2 separate regions of the Homo sapiens genome follow, and region 1 is linked to region 2. Evidence: chromatin contacts called from ENCODE Hi-C data. All regions are on one chromosome and are shown on one strand. Each heading gives the region's core, a stretch centred on a gene start or an enhancer-like site at or near the end of the contact. The rest is flanking DNA. Distances are from core to core; before and after follow the strand shown. Region 1 overlaps METTL8 (methyltransferase 8, tRNA N3-cytidine). Region 2 overlaps CERS6 (ceramide synthase 6).

The links. A loop is a pair of places that touch in the nucleus more often than their neighbours do. Pooled maps may share reads with other maps.
Region 1: a loop to region 2 is called in a map with no recorded cell type, with 15 times the contacts of the local background. The contact joins two enhancer-like sites. A Hi-C loop is called at or near these places in 3 of 37 single-sample maps with no recorded cell type and 6 of 50 pooled maps.

Annotation. Positions count from the first base shown.
Region 1 is chr2:171,316,917-171,322,853 of GRCh38, reverse strand. It overlaps METTL8 (methyltransferase 8, tRNA N3-cytidine), which reads left to right. Exons shown (of 10, transcript NM_001321154.2): 10 at 1-5,937. Among named protein-coding and RNA genes, the nearest start is that of METTL8, 110 kb to the left of the region's middle. RefSeq lists enhancers at 2,687-2,736, 2,882-3,704, 4,183-4,282, 5,010-5,069 and silencers at 4,292-4,494, 5,801-5,937. Within about 2 kb of position 4,318, at least 7 of the 41 ENCODE cell types and tissues checked have a DNase peak (open chromatin) inside an H3K27ac peak, as active enhancers do.
Region 2 is chr2:168,488,409-168,494,313 of GRCh38, reverse strand. All of the region lies in intron 1 of CERS6 (ceramide synthase 6), which reads right to left. Among named protein-coding and RNA genes, the nearest start is that of CERS6, 35 kb to the right of the region's middle. RefSeq lists an enhancer at 3,739-4,128. Within about 2 kb of position 3,678, at least 9 of the 41 ENCODE cell types and tissues checked have a DNase peak (open chromatin) inside an H3K27ac peak, as active enhancers do.

The DNA of each region.
Region 1 (5,937 bases), core at 3,069-5,568, 2.8 Mb before region 2:
GCATATAATCAAGAAATAACCTTAAAAATGGGCAACCAGTAGCCCTTGGGGCTGCTCTGCCTATGGAGTAGCCATTCTTTATGTTTTACTTTTTTTTTTTTTTTTTTTTTGAGATGGAGTCTTGCTCTGGCACCCAGGCTGGAGTGCAGTGGCGTGATCTCAGCTCACTGCCAGCTCCACCTCCCGGGTTCACGCCATTCTCTTGCTTCAGCCTCCTGAGTAGCTGGGACTACAAGCACCCACCACCATGCCCAGCTAATTTTTTTTTTTTTTGTATTTTTAGTAGAGACGGGGTTTCACCATGTTAGCCAGGATGGTCTCAATCTCCTGACCTTGTGATCCGCCCGCCTCGGCCTCCCAAAGTGCTGGGATTACAGGTGTGAGCCACCGCGCCCAGCCTATTCTTTACTTAAACTTGTTTTCACTTTGCTGTATGGACTCAATTCTTTCTTGCACAAGATCCAAGAATCCTCTCTTGGCGTCTGGATCCAGACCCTTTCTGGTATCAGTGGTAAGCTCTGTTTAAGACAACTGTCATACCCAAGAGAATTCTTAAATTGTGGCAGTTAAAAATGTATTTATCCCCTCGAGGGCCGGGCGCAGTCGCTCAAGCCCGTAATCCCAGCACTTTGGGAGGCCGAGGAGGCGGATCATGAGGTCAGGAGTTCAAGACCAGCCTGACCAACACTGTGAAACCCTGTCTCTACTAAAAATACAAAAAAAATTAGCCAGGCGTGGTGGTGGGCACCTGTAATCCCAGCTACTCGGGAGGCTGAGGCAGGAGAATCACTTGAACCCGGGAGGCAGAGGTTGCAGTGAGCCGAGATGACACCACTGCCCTCCAGCCTGGGTGACAGTTGTTAGACTGCGTATCAAAAAAAAAAAAAAAAATTTATTTACTCCCTTGCTTCAAAAAGGACATAAGTTGGCTTGCAAATCACATTTTGTAGAAATGAAGTTTTTAAGATTAGTCTCATACTCATTACATAATATTTATTGACTACTTACATATTGAGTGCTAAATTCAGTGGAATAATATGAACAATAAAGACCCAGCCTTGTTTATGCTCTTCAGGGAGCATAAATAGAGTACAGCTGGCAAAACAAAATGTGCATATCCCAAACCTGTAAATCATGATCTAAGACAATATACAAACACTCAAATAGGGAACTTACCAGCTAGCAGACTTTGATTATGAACCACAGAACCTAGAATAAATAAATACTCTCTTGAAAGAACCATCATTGGAATAATTAAGTTCCAACTGTTTTTTCTTTCTGAATTCACTTAAAATCCAATTTCTAGAAGAATATCATTGGTCCAGCTTTAGTCATTGGTTCATCTCTTAACAGGCTGGGGCAGGGCAGCTTAATTGATGATGCCACCAGAATGGGCAACATGGGAAAAACCCTATCTCTACCAAAAATACAAAAATTAGCCAGTGATGGTGGCACGCACCTGTTGTCCCAGCTACTCAGGAGGCTGAGCTGGGAGGATCTTTTGAGCCTGGGAGGCAGAGGTTGCAGTGAGCTGAGATCGCACCACTGCACTCCAACCTGGAGTGGAAGGAAATTTCACTTCCTGGAATGGAAGAAAGTTCTTCAAAGGAAAATCAAGACACTGCTGTCAAAAAACACCAGGGGAGGGATGCTGTCCAGTCACAGCCAACACATCATATAGCAGTGGTAGCAGTAGTAATAGTATTTCCAGAGAGAGAGAGAGAGATTAGCTCTGAAAAAGAATGGAGAAGAATCAGGTTTCTTGGGGGAGGTAGGTCTCAGGCTAGTTCTTGAATGTACATTCTCAGCAGATGGTGAGAAGACAAGTGTGGTGTGGGACATTAATGATGAGGGATAGGTAGAAAAGATGGGAAGGGGGTCAGCTTGTAGATAACCTAGACTAGCAGGTGTATGACTTCTAGTCTCTGAACTGGAGCCATCTGAGATCAGTTTGAGATATGGTGTCTTATAAATGTATTGAGAGAGGTTGAGGAGTTGTCTATAGAATGGAATGGAGTGAGGTCAGAGATCAGTGGCAAGGAAGACCACATAAAGGTTTTTGCACAAACTTGCCTTGATGGCAAGTCCTCAAAAGTACAATTATCAAGCTTTCTGTTTAAACATGCATAAGTCAGTAAATATAAACATTAAAATTTGCCCAAGACTCTTAACTCAGTTGTATTTCATAATTAAAGTGTACATTAAAAAGCCAAACTAGTCATGAAAGTATTACATACAGCAAGGGCAGTTTAGATAAGTTAATGTTGCTATGGGAACCCCAGCAGATCTCCTTGTGTCTCCGTTTAAAAATCATGGCCCAAGGTGGTTTCAAAAACAACAGAAGGTAAAATTATTCTCACATTCTCACACATGTAAATTGTACTGTCTCTCTCAGTTCTAAATAGCGGATTCAAGCCAGCCTCTTGACTGGCACAGTAAAATTCGGCTTCGTGTCTTTCTATAATGTATTACAGCATGTGAGTTAACCTTTAGAAGCTTCAAAAATACATCAACCAAATTTGGACTGTGAGACACAAACTGGTCTCTTTTGGGCTCTGTCCAGCATAGCCTTCCTATTCCACATGGCTGCGCAGCAGGGCCATTTCCACCAGTGTCTTCTGCTTGCCTGGTCAGTCTTTCTGTCTCTTAACCTACCTACAACAACTTCCTTCTCGGGGTTTGCTGCTAGATAGAAATGTAGATTTTGGCACAGAAAGAAAAGGGAAAGACCTATTTGGAATTTTGTCTATAGATGTTAAGAAATCATGAAGCGTTGCAAATGTAACTGCTTGGGTATTAGTTTAAAATATTTGATAACTGCATGAAATTCTAATTTACCCCTCACATCCATAAAGCTAGGACCAGTTGGTTAGGCAGAGTTTGATATTTAAAAATTCATCTTCTGAGAGAGCTGAATTTCAAAAGGACCATTTTCTTTCCAGGAGTAAAAGGTATATTCTTTCATCTTCTTACAGTACAGAAACAATGGAATATATTGTTTAAATGCACCCTTCATTTTTTTCTCCATTTCTAAAAATTCACTTTTGAGCATCGTCCAAATGTAAAAATTCTCACACATGAGGAACTGTTTCCGAAGGTTGTGAGAAAGTCAAGATAACAGTTTCTATTATTAAAAGTTTTGCATTCGGTATGACACATTTGCCTGTATTGAAACACCCATTTAACATTGACTTCTGAGAACTTATTTGCTTTGCCTCTCTCGATTCCATATGCTTTGTCTACAAATTGTGAACACGTCCCGGTTTCTACCCGTGTGTGATTCTAAGTCGTTGCTGTACTCTAGCTTGTACGTGAAAATTCACCCATATGCAGATAGCTGCCCTCTTGGAGGCAAAACTTAAAGCTATCAGAACCATCTGGATTGTTAAACCCCAAAACTTCCAACTCATCAAAGTCCTGAAGCCTGAATAGATCACACATTGTTACTTCTAATTGGTTTTGATGTTTGTTATGCTCCTCACAAGTGCAGATAACTTCACATTTGCATCACTAATCGACCTCTTTCAAAGCCTCTGCTCCTCCTGCTTCCTGCCTCTGTTAGTCATCAGGAGACTTAGTGTTGGCGTGGGTATTTTCCCCGCTTGTGAAAGTGCATTGTCAATTCTAGAGCATTAAATATATGTGAGGTATTGTTATTAATCTACAAGGCAGTACACACAGTATTCCAGCAACAGTGACTTTTTCAAAGGTTTTATGAGACATTGTAAGAAAGACAGTATCTTTCCATGGAAAAAAGTGTTGCCTCAGAGTCAAACAGGAAGCATGGGTCCTAGTTCCTATTGAACTGCTTAGCTACTCTTAATTTAGCTCTGAATGCTAGATTTTGTGTATACTATACACATTATTTAATCCTCAAACTCCTAGGAATTCATTTTGATGATAACCATTTACAGAAGAGATGTTGGGTAACTTGCTCAGGATACCACATCTAGTAAGTAGCAGAGTCACAACTCGGACCCAGAACTCTCTGATTCCAAAACCTCTACTTGCTGCTCTTGTAATGGATGGGCCCAAATGCTGCTGGGAAAGGCACCAGGGAAGAAAGAGCTTTCTGAGTCAAGCAGAAAACGATAGCAGTGGAGAGGAGTTTGTTTCAGACGACCTTCAAGGTTATGGCTCATTCTAGATCCAATCATTCTAGCAAATAAGTAGGTTACACTTGTCCACAATTACAAATTGGAAAAGAAGAGAAGGAAAGGAACTGAGAGGAATGACAAAGCAAAAAGCTTTCAATCAGTTCTTTTCAGCATTCTGCTTCTGCCTAGTTCTGCACTCGCCCCACCCCCTCAGGCTTCAGCCTTCCACTTGGCATCCCTCCTCGCAGAGCACTCTCACTTGCATACTCCTCGCTTAAAGAAAAAAAGCATTCTGTACTGCAGTGGGGAAAAAAAACCCTTAAAATGTCTTCAAAAGGATTCAGCTCTAGGGTAATGTAAAATATGTGAAATCAGGAGGTGTCCATAATAAAATATGAGTGAAAACATCGTTATTTAAAACATTGTATGTACATTAATGCCACATTAATACCAATTCAGGCATGAAATGTTGAGCATTTCTTGGAATACGGTTTCTTGGAATATGGTTGGGGATTTGAGAGGCGCAAAGGTACCCGCAAGATGGCTTTGGTGTAGTTATAAATATAAATAGAAGTAAAATAACAGTTGCATCTTCATTTATAATGAATCTATATTGTGGCCTCAAAGCTACAGAGAAAAGTGGATGCCAAAATCTGTCTTTCATTAACATATGTCTTAAATGACAAGGAAGAGGTGTTGAAGATAAAATTACTTTTTCCTATGAGTATGAATCAGCAACATGCAGTAACAAGCAAGTAATAATAGTTCTGCGTGTGAGTGCCTACAGAGGGTAAGAAAAATAGCATCAGATTGAAAAAGCAAGTGCACCTGCAGAAGGGACCCAGGAGGCTGCAGAGCACAGCTCCCTTGAGCATCATCTCAAAGTGTCTCAGAGCACAGTGACCCTAATTCTGGCAAGTCAGGTTGGCATGAGATGGATGGAGCACACTGAAATCTCCAGATGGTCAGACAGCCCACCCTCAGCTGCCCCTGGAGCTCGGCAAAGGCAAGCTACAAGGCACTGCTACTTGGCCAAGAGTTTAAAACAACAGCTTCTGATTCTACAGTGTCTGTGGTTTCACAACCACTTAACCTTAAGTAAGGAACAGCTAGAGTTAGCTGAATGAATAAATACACGTTAACGTTACATAAAGAGGGAAAAAAAGCAATACTTGAGCACATAGACTTCAAATAGTGTCCAGCTAGCTGTGTCCTTGGCATCCCAGTGATCTGGGTCTTTATCTTTGATTTTCTCCAGCAGGTAGGCACTGAGTAGATCCAGGGCCCAGGGCGGGAAATGCTTCTGTATCAGATGTTACCTATCAAATAAAATGAGCCTTTGATTGCCTCCTAAAGCTCCAGCATCGTCTTTCCTAGTTGGGCTGATGAGGTTTGGTCCAGAAAAATGGAATTTTGTTATGCTTATAAAAATTATTTGGCCAAATATTTTCAATCCATTGCTCCTAGTTCATTGCAGAAAACGCAGAAATTAATTTTTTCCTCAGTTAACCTTTATATATCAAGTGTTGGTTGTTTCAAAAAACACTGGAGGACAGTCACCCTTTGGGCTTTTAAGGCTTTTCCGCTGGAAGCAAGCACTAAACCTGTGTGACTTCCTAAAATTAGCAATGAGCCCGCTGCTGAGTCCACTGCATTAGTGGGGCTTTTTTGTTTTTTGTTTTTAATGCTCTGTACTTAGCACAAGCAACACTATGTAATTGCTGCCTCATTTCTCTCACCTTCTGCCTCCTGAGAGCAACTTGTGTTCCTCCTGAGGCAGTCCTGCTAAACAGAATGCTTGGCGTAAAGAATGCGATCGCTCTCCTTACATCTTTAGTTG
Region 2 (5,905 bases), core at 2,429-4,928:
CTCTTAACCACTGCACTCTATAAAAGGCACAGAGCTAAGCACTGGGAATCTACCAGGGAGCAAGACAGACCCCATCTCTGTCCTCTCTGGATCTTACCTGCTAGCCAGGAAGGACTGGTAAAGAGCAGACCATATTAACAATGTAATTACAATTGCCAAAATGCCACAGTGGAAAAGTGATGGGGCAGCTGCACAAACACAAGGGTGAAGGACAAGAGAAACATTCCCTGAGCCCTCGACGATTCCTCCTACAACACTGGAAAATAACGAATAATATTCCATTGTAGAAAGGAGGCTCTTCTGGCTTAGCAAGAAGAGGTGAAAGACAGAGGCAGAATTCATCCTTAGTCTGTGCAGTCTTGACACCAGTCTGGCTGTTAGAAAAAACTTTCTCCTAGATCGCTTCCACCTGTCATCATTGTCATCTTTTTGCATTATATGTTATATATAATATATTGATATATTAATGTATATTATATTAATATATTACATTAATCTGTATGTTACATTATGAAAGGTTTAGGTATTTGTATTTATGTGGGTGTCTCACCAAATGCAGGAACCTGGTCTTATCACTTTGACAATAACCACCTAATACCAAGTACTCACCCACAATAAGACTGTAATACACATGTGGGTTATTGGTGTTCAGCTAAAATTGATTCCTATCATGGTTGATCTGAAGGCCATATTACATTGTTAATATGGTCTGCTCTTTACCAGTCCTTCCTGGCTAGCAGGTAAGATCCAGAGAGGACAGAGATGGGGTCTGTCTTGCTCCCTGGTAGATTCCCAGTGCTTAGCTCTGTGCCTTTTATAGAGCGCAGTGGTTAAGAGCCTGAACTCTGGACTCAGACTGCCTCAGCTTCCGTGTTTATTAGCTCTTCAACCCTGGGCTAGTTAGTTGATCTGCCCTACCTTGGTAGCTGAGGAGTTAAAAGAGTGAGTAGACAGGAGGCAGAAGAATAAACATACATCTCATGACTTCATTCCAAGAGCCTGTTAGGTGTTTTCACAAGTTACTTTATTTAAGTGGCTAGGAGAGATCAGATGTTTCAGATAAGGTGGATCTGAGAAGCTACTGGGGCTGATCTGAAAGAAAAAAAATTTTTTTTCATTTTAAAAGTACAATAAGGAAAATGGAATGCAACCAAAACATCCAGTTTCAAAAGAACAGAAATTTAGCATAAAAAATTATGTTTGCAAGGAGTTTGTAACAAATGGAGAAAAATTTATATTCTAATAATCTTCACATATTCAGAGAAAGAGCAAAGAATGACAGAAGTATACATTCTAAAAACAAGTAATAGTACTAATGGATCCCATTGAGAAGTAAAAAGAAGAAGATTAAGAGGAAATTTTAACACTCATTGTATACCACTCAATTGTTTCCTATACATAATTTAAAAATTAAAACAAAATTACATTTAGAGTCATTATGTATAAAAATGGTGAAAATGCTTAAGCTATAAAGTTACTGTGACAGGACAAACTTTTTAATACAAAATAATTTTAACTACATATTCCTCTCCCAATAAAAGAAACTAGAAAACTTAAACGTAAGACCTAAAATCATAAAAATCTTAGAAGAAAGCCTAAGCAATACCATTCAGGACATAGGCATGGCCAAAGACTTCATGACTAAAACACCAAAAGCAATGGCAACAAAAGCCAAAATCGACAAATGGGATCTAATTAAACTGAAGAGCTTCTGCACTGCAAAATAAACTATCATCAGAGTAAACAGGCAACCTACAGAATGGGAGAAAATTTTTGCAATCTATCCAGCTGACAAAGGGCTAATATCCAGAATCTACAAAAAACTTACACAAATTTACAAGAAAAAAACAACCCCATCAAAAAGTGGGCAAAGGATATGAACAGACACTTCTCAAAAGAAGACATTTATGTGGCCAACAAACATGAAAAAGAGCTCATCATCACTAGTCATTAGAGAAATGCAAATCAAAACCACAATGAGATACCATCTCACACCAGTTAGAATGGTGATCATTAAAAAGTCAGGAAACGACAGATGCTGGAGAGGATGTGGACGAATAGGAATGCTTTTACGCTGTTGGTGGGAATGTAAATTAGTTCAGCCATTGTGGAAGACAGTGTGGCAATTCCTCAAGGATCTAGAACTAGAAATACCATTTGACCCAGCAATCCCATTACTGGGTATATACCCAAAGGATTATAAATCATTCTACTGTCAAGACACATGCACACGTATGTTTACTGCGGCACTGTTCACAATAGCAAAGACTTGGAACCAACCCAAATGCCCATCAATGATAGACTGGATAAAGAAAATGTGGCACATATACACCATGGAATACTATGCAGCCATAAAAAAGGATAAGTTCATGTCCTTTGTAGGGACATGGATGAAGCTGGAAACCATTATTGTCAGCAAACTAACACAGGAACAGAAAACCAAACACCACATGTTCTCACTCGTAAGTGGCAGCTGAACAATGAGAACACATGGACACAGGGAGGGAAACACACACTGGGCCTGTTGGGGGGTGAGGGGCTAGGGGAGGCGATAGCATTAGGAGAAATACCTAATGAGTTGATGGGTGCAGCAAACCACCATGGCACGTGTATACCTATGTAACAAACCTACACGTTCTGCACATGTATCCCAGAGCTTAAAGTATAATTTTTAAAAAAAAGAGAAGCTAGAAAACTTGAACACTATTAACCATAGTTCCATAGTTAACCCTAAGGAGTCAGTTTCTACTTTCTTACTGTGTCTACTTTCCTATTGTTTAAAGTATTTACAATAAGCATTTATCACTTTCATTATTGAAAAAAAAACAAAGATTAGAAAAGAACAAATAGCACAGAAAATATACTAATATGATAAGTGGCAGGATTACAGTTGTTTTGCTGACTCCTAAATATAAAGTCAAATATAAAGAAGCCAAGACTGTCACTTGGAAATGATTAAGTTCAAAGTAAAAACTAAGACTGCTTTTAATGAAAAACAGCCAAACATGGGCGCAAAGCCCTATATGAACAAAGGAAGAAGCACTCCTTAGTTTTAAGTATTTTTAACCTAATCCTCTTTCCTTCCTCATATTCTTCTTTTGCAGATGTGGTAACCCTGTTTTCTTTCAAACAGTCATTTGGAAAGAGAAGCTGACAATGGCAGTTTGCTGGAGCCAGGTCACAGACTCCATCCTCAGCGTGACTGTCAACTGCCTGCAGACAATGAGGCTCTTCCCTCACCTCTTTGGCACTCCTTGCTTCTAGGCTTCCCAGTTCTTTTGGGACTTTCGTTTTTCCCCTCAGAAAATGTTACCTGCCTCCCCAAAGTATGAATACAAAGTACATCTCACAAAACAGTGAAAAGAAGAAAATTGCTGTTTTAAGTTAGCCCGATGTCAAAGTGTCACTTGGTAGCAAAATATGGATCTTCTTTGCAAACTCTGCGGGGAAGGTCTGTTGACATTATACACACTATCATCATATATTCTCTCCTTTGAGGTATAGACGTACTTTGTAAAGCAGAAACAAAAGAAAAGCAGGGAGCCCCAGTTCCTCTCTGATAGTAAGCCCAGTAGAGCCTCTCTCTCTCTCTCGCTTTTTAAAACTAAAAGCTCTGGCCACAAAAAGAGCTGAGTGCCTGGGACAGAGATGAGCAACAAAGGGAAGTATGGGTTGTGACCTGAGTGAGAAAAGTCATATCCTGTAAACTTAGCAGAAGCATGTGCTCGATACTCAACAGCTACCAAAATAATACAAAGAGCAACAACTGAGGACTGAAATGTTAACAAGGTGAATTCTGGAGGAGTCAAATGTAAAGAAATGATCTACAAGGAGATGAGTTTCCAGTTTTGTTTTGTTTGGTTTTGTTTTTTCTTTTATTCTGGCAGCTATGTCCTGGAGCAGGACCCAGTCACAGAGCCCCACTATACAGCAGAGCAGCAGGACAGCAGCCTGAGCCACTCATACTCCAGGAAACCCAGTCTTTATGACCACAGGAACCTGGAAAAGGAGCCCTCACAGGCCAAAGAGGATGGGGGAATCACGGAGAGAAAGAAAATGGAGAAGCGAATCCCCTAATTCTGAACATGAATCAGCACAATTCCTGGCTTCACCCTAAGCTGTGCATGCATGACACAGATCTAGAACAGTATAGCAACAGCTATAAGAACTGAACTAAGTCTAGAAACCACTGCCCCTGAGAGGCACACACGGGACAGACCCAGAGTTGCATCACAAAGGCTTTGAAACCTGAACTGAGATTAGTACCACTTGCCACAAGAAGGTGAGACAGAAATATAACCTGAATCTAGCTGGGTTTATTGCCTGCTAAAAGAAATTTTAAAAGATCAACATTATTTAGAAGATTAGAACAGGACCCAGAATCTATACCACATAACATACACAATGTCCAGGATACAATCCAACATCATTCCACATACGAAGAACTAGGAAAATATGATCAGTTCTTAGGGAAAAAAGCAATCAGATTCCAACTCTGAGAAACCCAAAGGACAAATATTATAAATATCCTCCATGGTGATATGGAATGAATGGAAAGACAGAAGTTCTCAACAGAAAAATTAAAACTAGAAAAACAAGTGCATATTGTGGAAATAAAAATATAATATCTGAAATAAATTCATGGGATAGCTCAAGTCAAAATATATATATAACCGAAGAAAGAGTAAGTGAACTTGAAGAGTCAGTGAAATGATCCAATATGAGGAACAAAGAAAAAAAAATTTGTTGAGACAAATGAGCTGAGCCTCAAAGACCTGCAGGAAAATATCACAAAGTTCTAGCATTCATGTCACTGGTTTTCCAGAAAAAAAAAAAAAAAAATTGGTGGAGAAACTATTTGAAGAAATAATAGCCCAAAACTTCCCACTCATTAAAAGACACAAATTTACAAATGCAAGAAGTTCACAAACCCCAAACAGAATAAGCTCAAAAATAGTCACACTTAGTCAACTGCTTAAAAGCAAAAATAAAGTATTCACAATGGCTAAAGTTACACATTATTACAGAGGAAGAATGGTTTGAATTACTGAAAACTTCACATCATAAACCAAGCAGGCAAGAAATCAATAGAAAAACATCTTTAAAATGCTGAAGGAAAAAAATCCACCAACCTAAAATTCCATATCCATCAATAACATCCTTCAGGAAAGAAAGCTAAATAATGGTATTTTTAGATGGAGGAAAATTAAAAGTATTCATTTTCAGCAGACTTGCTCTACAAAAAGCTAAGGAGCGTGCTTCAGGCTTAAGGGAAATAACCTCAGAAAGAAATTGGAATCTTCACAAAAAACAGAAATAATAAATATCTCGGTAAATATAGAAGACTACTTTCCCTTAAGTTCTTTAAAATTTATATGATTGCTGAAAGCAAAATGTGTAACACTGGTGGGGTTTCAATGTATGTAGATGTAATATACATCATGATTATAACCTACAGGTAAGTGGGGAAGGATAAAGGAAACTCTATCATAAAGAGTCTACATTTTACTTAAAGAATATAACATTAACTCTTGAGTAGAGTGTGAAAGTTTTGGTGTATTATATTATAACTCCCAGAGCATTCACCAAAAAAAAATTTTTTTAAAGATAGCAAAATAGCTAATATGGAATATTAAGAGGGAATGCTAAAAAGATTCAAATAACCCAAAAGACAGAAAAAGGGGGAAGAAACAAATAACTGAGGGAATACACGGAAAACAAATAACAAAATGGTGTGTCTAAATCCAATCATGTCACTAACTATATTAAACAAAAATGATCTAAACACACCCATGAAAAAAGATTTTTCAAAATTACAAGAACCAACTATATGCTGCCTACAAGAAACCCATTTTAAATACAAGTCCTACACAGATTAAAAGTAAAGGATGAAGAAACTACGTCA